Regions from separate parts of the Homo sapiens genome. Here region 1 is linked to region 2. The links are chromatin contacts, found by Hi-C or POLR2A ChIA-PET in ENCODE. All regions are on one chromosome and are shown on one strand. Each heading gives the region's core, a stretch centred on a gene start or an enhancer-like site at or near the end of the contact. The rest is flanking DNA. Distances are from core to core; before and after follow the strand shown. Region 1 overlaps PTPRG (protein tyrosine phosphatase receptor type G). Region 2 overlaps PTPRG (protein tyrosine phosphatase receptor type G).

The links. A loop is a pair of places that touch in the nucleus more often than their neighbours do. ChIA-PET counts read pairs that join two places held with the same protein, here RNA polymerase II (POLR2A).
Region 1: a map of heart right ventricle shows a loop between it and region 2 (2.1-fold over the local background). The contact joins two enhancer-like sites. A Hi-C loop is called at or near these places in 3 of 168 maps with a recorded cell type or tissue (heart left ventricle and heart right ventricle). POLR2A ChIA-PET finds 5 or more read pairs at or near these places in 1 of 52 experiments (HEK293).

The regions. Positions count from the first base shown.
Region 1 is chr3:61,732,342-61,736,370 of GRCh38, forward strand. The region is part of intron 1 of PTPRG (protein tyrosine phosphatase receptor type G); the gene reads left to right. Among named protein-coding and RNA genes, the nearest start is that of PTPRG, 170 kb to the left of the region's middle. Within about 2 kb of position 1,737, at least 3 of the 41 ENCODE cell types and tissues checked have a DNase peak (open chromatin) inside an H3K27ac peak, as active enhancers do; they include heart right ventricle, where a contact is called at or near this core.
Region 2 is chr3:61,846,342-61,850,599 of GRCh38, forward strand. All of the region lies in intron 2 of PTPRG (protein tyrosine phosphatase receptor type G), which reads left to right. Among named protein-coding and RNA genes, the nearest start is that of PTPRG, 290 kb to the left of the region's middle. Within about 2 kb of position 1,695, at least 22 of the 41 ENCODE cell types and tissues checked have a DNase peak (open chromatin) inside an H3K27ac peak, as active enhancers do; they include heart right ventricle, where a contact is called at or near this core.

The DNA of each region.
Region 1 (4,029 bases), core at 487-2,986, 110 kb before region 2:
CCGAGGTGGGCGGATCACGAGGTCAGGAGATTGAGACCATCCTGGCTAACACGGTGAAACCCTGTCTCTACTAAAAATACAAAAAATTAGCTGGGCATGGTGGCGAGCACCTGTAGTCCCAGCTACTCGGGAGGCTGAGGCAGGGGAATGGCATGAACCCGGGAGGCGGAGCTTGCACTAACACGGTGAAACCCCGTCTCTACTAAAAATACAAAAAATTAGCCGCGCATGATGGCGAGCACCTGTAGTCCCAGCTACTCGGGAGGCTGAGGCAGGAGAATGGCATGAACCCGAGAGGCGGAGCTTGCAGTGAGCCAAGATCACTCCACTGCACTCCAGCGTGGGTGACAGAGCGAGACTCCGTCTCAAAATAAATAAATAAATAAATAAATAAATAAATAAATAAATAAATAAATAAATCTTGCATTAGCTAGGGGCGACAGTGTCGGACAGCACAATTTGGAAGGGTGCTTCTTATCCCCACTGCTCAGTTAAAATGTGAACATATGCCTGCGTGGAACATTCCCTTTTTCTGTTTAAAAGAAAGTGAATTGTTTTCGCAGCAGTTAGTTGGTGTTAGCATAATGCCTTCCTGTGTAGGCTGTAGTGTTAGAATTCTCTTTACAAGCCTTGTAATAATTTTCAGGAATGATCACTTTTATTATAGTATTTTTAGTGCCACTAGAGGGTTTTTACAGTGTGAAATCTCTTAAAAGGACAGTCAAAAACATACTGTGTTTCTTGTGGGACACAGGGTTGGGCATTTAAGTACCTAGTAGTGTTCTTGAGACAGATTCTATGAAATTAGAATTGTCCAGGAGAAACCCAGGTCAAAGGTCACTTTGTATCAGTTCAAACATGTTCTATATTGGTATTTCATGTTTGGGTCTTTATACTCTGTATATTTTGTGAAATAACTAAATCTTCATGATTCATTTCTATGTTGTAGCCCCTCACACTTAATTAGGGGGTCCCAGTGGAGCTTCCTTTCCGTTTCTCTATCTGTTTAGAGTGTCTGGGTGTGTATTCATTTCTCTGTCATGTGCCATGTGACTTTGGCAAGGTCCTTAACCATTCTGTGCCTAGATTGCCTGGTTTTTAAAATGGGAATAATGAGAGCATTTATCCCAGAAAGCTCTGGTGAGGGTTAACATGAGATATTTCAGTTGAATAGATCAGCACAGTGCCTCCTGGTACATGGTAAGTGCTAAAGAAGCATTACCTATCACCAGCACCATTACTCATTTTCTTTGTGAATTTTAGCAACTAAAGCAGAGCAGGACAAATTTTAGGAATGGATTTATTTCTTTGACATTGAGATGGAGCTTTAAAAAGCATTCCTGACTTCTTCCCAAAACATAAATTAAAAATCTTTGTTTCTGCCACAATATCTTTAGTCTCATTTCCCTGTTCCTTCTACTGTTTCATCCTGGGATTGATCAACTCTTCACTTTTGTTTTGTTTTATTTTATTTTGAGACAAAGTCTTGCTCTGTACCCAGGCTGGAATGCAGTGGTGTAATCTCAGCTCACTGCAACCTTTGCCTGCCAGGCTCAAGCGGTCCTCACACCTCAGCCTCCCAAGTAGCTGGGATTACAGGTGCATATCACCATACCTGGCTAATTTTTGTATTTTTTGTAGAGATGGGTCTATCATGTTTCCCAAGCTGAGCTCAAGTGATCCGCCTGCCTCGGCTTTCCAAAGTACTGCGATTACAGGCATGAGCCACCACGCCCAGCCAACATCTGTTCACTTTGGGTAAATTATTTTAATAAGAACTCTCTGGTTAGAGCATGACTGTTAAAGAGAAACTTCCTAAATGCATTTTACAAAGTGCTTTTTCTCTTTCTCGCTTTTTCTGAAACACTGGTTCTTGAATAAACCTCAGATATCATGTATGATTTCTGAAATACCTAAAATCTGCAGGCTTTTTTCTCTCCTACTTTTTGGTTCCATTATGTTAAATATCAAAGAATAGATTAACCAGAATATGAATGGACAGGCATGCAAGAAAAACTGGAGGTTTCCAGTTGCTCCTAATACCATCTATTTCTCTCACCTTTTCACTTAATACTCACTTACTGATTATGCAGAGGTGATATTTAAGAACAAATCCATTTAATAAACCTTTGTAAGTAATATTTAAAGGAGTGTTTATTTTTCAGAATTCACCCAGGATTTCTGTGATCTGCGGTTCTTTGGCTTTGGCACCCGGTTGTCCCAATTTGTTCCAGAGTATTTTACTGCATATGCGATGTCTTTCTCGTTTGCTGTCTATAAATCAAAGGAAGAGTTCGTTTCATTTAATTTTGCCTGATAGGGAAACCCCCAAAGATACAAAATGACTCTTCAACGTTAGTGTATTTATTAAAAATAAAAAAGGAAACTGCCTTTTTGTTCTCCTTCCTATCCCAAGTTTGATTGACCGTATTGCAGAGTCATAAAAGGATTTATATTCAGAGTTGAAAAGTCTCCCTGAAATTGATTTCACCTAGCTTCTTGTATATAAATAGATATTGAGAGGGGGGGAATAATACTGAACTGAAACTTTCAATTTTGAATGTGAGCTTTCCAAAGTCATGAAACTGCTTTTCCGTCTGACTCTTCAGATGGATCTTATAGCATAATTGGTCAGAGCCAGAGGAGGTTTTTGAAAAAGCATAGCCAAAAAAGAGAAAGGAAACAAACCCCACTTTTTTAATAGCTGCAGTTTCTTCATCAGGAAAGGACTTTGGTTAAATAGCTCTTCTTCCCAAAAAGGCAAAACATTTTTCCTCATATAATTAATTTAAGAAATTGCTTTTAGAGCTATTTAAACAGACCTAGAGATAAGTGCTTTAGCCATCTTGATGTGCTCTAGCGAAAATTTTTATGTGGTTAGAATTTTTTTAATTAAATCACTTCATTTAAGATTGTAATAGCCCTTTTAAATTATTTTCCTTGAGACTCGTATTGTGTTATTTCAAGTTAATAACTCCTCTTCAAGCAAAGCAAAATGCAAGATATTTCTTCTGATGATTTCTTTCTGCAATTGAAGAGAACAAAGCCAGCCTCATTCTTGCTGGAAAGGAAGCAAATCTAACACCTAATAAAAATGGAGATAACAAAAATGAACCTGTAGCCCTGGGATATTCTGACTAGCAACATTAAAGTGGTTGCCTGGGCAATACTAACCCCAATTCCTTGAGTTTTTTTTTTTTTTTTCTTTGAAATGCCGGGGACAGGCCTACATTGATTGAATCAAACAAAGCCGATGAGAGGCCTGTGTTTGAGGGGGAAGAAATGTTCCTACAGACTTGGAGTGAGGAAGAGAGCAGTGTATTTGGAATTTTTCTACCCAAAGCATATTTGTCCCTGAATACAGATGCATGATTATAGAGCCATCCTGAACAGGTGCTAAAGACAAAGTCTTTCTCATTGTGCAGAGACAATTTACCATAGATTTAATTTATTAATTAGCCTTTACTTAGATGTGCTCACACCGACTTACGGAAAAGTTCTTTTTAGAATTGTTTTGGGAGGCAGAGTTGAGGTTGAGGCCATGCTCACATCCATGTTAAAACAATGATTTTTTTTTTTTTTTGGAGACAGCATCTCGCTCTGTTGCCCAGGCTGGAGCGCAGTGGCGTGATCTCAGCTCACTGCAACCTCCGCCTCCTGGGTTCAAGTGATTCTCCTGCCTCAGATTCCCGAGTAGCTGGGACTACAGGCGCAGGCCACCATGCCTGGCTAATTTTTTGTATTTTAGTAGAGATGGGGTTTCACCATGTTACCCAGGCTGGTCTCAAACTCCTGAGCTCAGGCAATCCGCCTGCCTCAGCCTCCCAAAGTGCTAGGATTACAGGTGTGAGCCACCGCACCCGGCCATTTTTTTTTTTTTTAATTTTTTAATCATCACTGACATAAGGTTCCTCTGAAATCCATAGTAGAGCCTTCTGTACCTCTACAAGTATCATACAGGCAGGAAGTTTTTTTTTCTTGTATGATTATCAAGGGTGTAATTTTATGTACTATATAGCTAAGGGAAAA
Region 2 (4,258 bases), core at 445-2,944:
CATGTGACGGTTGCAGGTCCTAGGGTGGTTTCTTATTTAAATTGTAAAGGAAACAGCCACTGGGGCAGCTCAAGAAACAGGCTTCAGAGTCAAAAAAAACACCCATCTGGATTCCCTTCCTGACTCTGAGGCTCATTGACCTTGAATAAAGTACCTTATTTACCTTCTCTGAACTTGGGCTTCCTCCTTGGGTAACTGGTGGCACCAGTGCCTTCTATGCATAGAGCTTGCCACAGTACCTAGAACACAGCAAGCTCTTGGTAAAAGCACAGTGAAAGAGAGACAATATTTTTATTGGGCGTGGTGGCTCATGCTTGTAATCCCAGCACTTGGGAGGTTGAAGTAGACAGATCACTTGAGCCCAGGAGCTCAAGACCAACCTGGGTAACATGGCAAAACCCCGTCTCTACTAAAAATAGAAAAATTAGCCAGGTGTGGTGGCACATGCCTATAGTCCCAGCTACTTAGGAAGCTGAGGTTGGAGGATTGCTTGAGTCCAGGAGGTGGAGGTTGCAGTGAGCTAAGATGGCACCACTGCACTCCAGTCTGGGTATCAGAGCTAGACCCTGTCTCAAAAAATAGAGAGAGAGGGACAATATTTTGCGACTGTGCTGTCTAGTACAGTAACCACTAGCCACATGTGGCTATTCACATTCAAATAGATGGAAAAATAAAATTAAAAATTCAATTCTTCGGTGTTTGGAGTGGAGTTGTTTCCCCTTTCCCCCAGTCATATGTTGAATTCCTAACCCCTAGTACTTCAGAAAGTGACCTTCTTTGGAAATAAGGTTGCTACAGATATAATGAGTTAAGATGATGCCATACGGGAGTAGAATGGGCACCTAATCCAGTATAACAGGTGTCCTTATGTAAATGGGAAATTTGGATGGAGATACAAGCACACGGGGAGAACACCACACAAATGTTAAGGCATGGATCAGGGCAAGGCATCTACTGGCCAAGGAACCCCCCGAAGATTGCCATCAGCCCACGGGAAACTTCAAGAGGGGCATGGAGTAGATCTTCCCCTCATGGCTCTGAGAAGGGCCCAGTGCTGCTGACACCTTGATCTTGGACTTCTGCCCTCCAGAGCTGTGAGACAACAACTGTTGTTTTAGGCACCCAGTTTGTGGTGTGTTGTTATTAGCACCCCAGGACACTCATGCACTCAGTCTCACCGGCTGTATTTTGAGGGCTCAGGAGCCAGTGTGGCTACCATCTTGGACAGCGAGGACACTGAACATGGCTATCACTGCAGAAAATTCTAATAGACCTCCCTCCTTCGGGGATTCCAGGTTGCTCATTGCTCCAAAAACTCAAGCCAAGAAGATAGAAGAGGTTCAAATGATTGTATGAAGCATGTTCTTTGTCTGGAAATCCAGAACAAAACAAATAAATGATCTTTGAAAAAAAAAATCTCTGCCTTAAAGTTGGGCTGGTCAACATGTCCAGATATTCACAGAGACTTCCTGTTCTGGAAGAGATGCAGACAGAGGCTTAAGACAGCCTTCTGTCCTGTGACGGACGAATTTCTGATTCTGCTTCCACTGTTAAACTCTTACATAATTGCATTCTATATAGAGAGCTTCCCTTTGGATCCAGCTTGCTTTTCCCCTTGTCTTCTTCCTCAGACTTTATGAAAGTATTTGCAGAGACGCCTTGTCCCCTGCCATGAGCTGTAAATACTTATGCAGATGAAGGGTTTGTTACTCTAGTTGATGAGTGTTAGGGAACCTGGAGCCTTTCCTGGTTTTGAGCTGTGGCTGAGGACGTAGGCAATTCTCATGCACACTTTGCATTGGCTGAAGTGCATGTCCTGGAGTGCCTCATGCTACAGGACTGGCAGTGAAAAGCCTCTTAGGCTTGGGGTAGAGGTGAAAACCTCCCTCCATGTTTGCACTCTCTCTCGCCATGCCCCCACCTTCACGCGTGGTTGTGACTGCTGGGTGGGGCTGAAGTCACAGCCTTGCTGCAGTCTTTGCCCTAGGCAGGCTCTGTATGATCTTTGGTCAAGGGAAAGCACTTTGTGTGCCTGACCTCTGAGCAGCCCATTTTGGCCCTGAAATCCTCTGTTGGCAAACTTCACATTCAGTGAGTCAGAATTAAAGGAAAATGCTGAAGGAACATTTGCATTTTTTATCTTTTCCAAGTTAAGGCTGTTCTTTTCCAAAGTGGAGTTATACTTTAGAGTATCTTAATATATCTTATAGCAACTCATCAGGTCTTGCAAATGTATTTTATCTTTTCATATTAGAATTATTTCAGACTATTTTTATTCATTATGCGTTTTGTTAAACCAGGTTGTTCCTATAATGAACATGGAATATAAAGACTTGCTCTTCCCTAAATTGCTCAGTATACTATATCTTGAGTCGTCTTTATGCTCAATCTAATGCTTTATTAAAGGAGAAGACACACCCACACACATGTATACATGTGTAAAATACCTGTACTGTGCTCCTACTATGTGTCAGGCACTCTGCCAAGCACAATGCACTTGTTTTATTCCTTACAATAAATCTCATAAAGAGGCAGGTAATTCAATTCATCTTCACATTATAGTTGAGGAAACTGAAGTTCAGGGAAGTCAGGCCATCTGGCTGGAGAACAGTTTGATATCACAGCAAAAGTTCCTTCCCGGAGTGTTTGTGAAATAATGATTTCATTAAACATTGTTCAAACCTAAATTGCGTTTGTTCTTGCAGTCTTTGGAGTACACTGGGCCTTTTGCAGTTGGGACAAACCCATTTCCTCTCTCAGTGGGAAACACTCCAAGTATTCCTCTTGAAACAAAACGTCAAAGATTATTTTTGCAGACTTCTGTGGAGTCATTTTTGGACAACACCCTGGAACAGGAAACCACAGTTTCTCCTAAATTTGTACAGGATGGAAATAGATAACATTCTTCATAAAACCATGGCCACAATTAATGCTTTCAAATCAACATAATGGTGGATGGTTTGTTTTTTGCATTTCTTACCTGAATAGATTATGGGAACCTGCAGCATGGGAAATTTCATGAATAATTTTACAGGGTTTTATTTTATAAACTGGAAATGCGGTGAAAAGATATGTGTAGGTGATGAAAAAGAGTGCTATAGGATTCAACGTATTTGAAAGCTCTCCCTGAAAGATGGATTTGAAATAAAACAGAGTCTCGCACCCTAAGTTATGGGAATGAGATTTACGCTCGCTGACTGAAGCCCAGGTGCTGCTAAAGGTTAATTAGTGAGAGAATGTGATGAACTTAATGAAATAGGTGATGATGCAGTGTGAGGGAAGCCCACACAGTCATCAAAAGATAAATGCACTGAGACATTGTATTTTTCTTTTCTTTGCTACAGAGGAGTAGCAACAACTACACATAGAACAAATCCAGAGGAGTAGCTACAGCTACACATAGAACAAATCCTGCGTATACCCATAGCAGGTCCGGAAGGACTGGGGTGCTTAACTACAGACTTTGCTGGGAGCCATCGTTCCATAACTGCTGAAACTCCTTTTATTTTAGGTCTGTTTCTGCGAAGTCCTGATAGCTGAGTTGACTTAAGAGGAGTTGGACTAAATTTTTAAGGCTACTTTATTTTTATGATTGATTTTTAATTATTCTAAGCAATACATAGTTATTTTCTCTGGGCGAAAAGTTGAAATGTTTCATACAAACCTCATTTCCTTGTTTCCTAACCCCAGACCCTTCTCCCCTTCTTCTCAAATAAAAGCTAGCACTAGTTTTGTGCATATACTACTAGTTTGCTTTTAACGTGTATGTATGTTTATATTTTCTTAGGAAATATTTAATATCCTGTTCTTTTATTTATTTATTTTTATTTTTTATTTTTGAAACCGAGTCTTGCTCTTTCACCCCTGCTGGAGTGCAATGGTGCAATCTTGGCTCACTGCAACCCCCGCCTCCTGGGTTCAAGCGATTCTCCCTGCCTCAGCCTCCCGAGTAGCTGGGATTACAGGCACCCACCACCACACCCAGCTGATTTTTGTATTTTTTAGTAGAGGTGGGGTTTCCGCATGTTGGCCAGGCTGGTCGTGAACTCCTGACCTCAGGTGATCCACCTTGGCCTCCCAAAGTGCTGGGATTACAGGCGTGAGCCGCTGTGCCCAATCCTTGTTCTTATATTTTTAAACATAGAAGGTATGACATATATGTTTTTGTGTGTATGTGTGTATATGAATTTCATACTTTTAAAAAATGTGTCCTATTTGTACCTTGTTTATGTTAATCTTCTTCAATTTGTATATACTT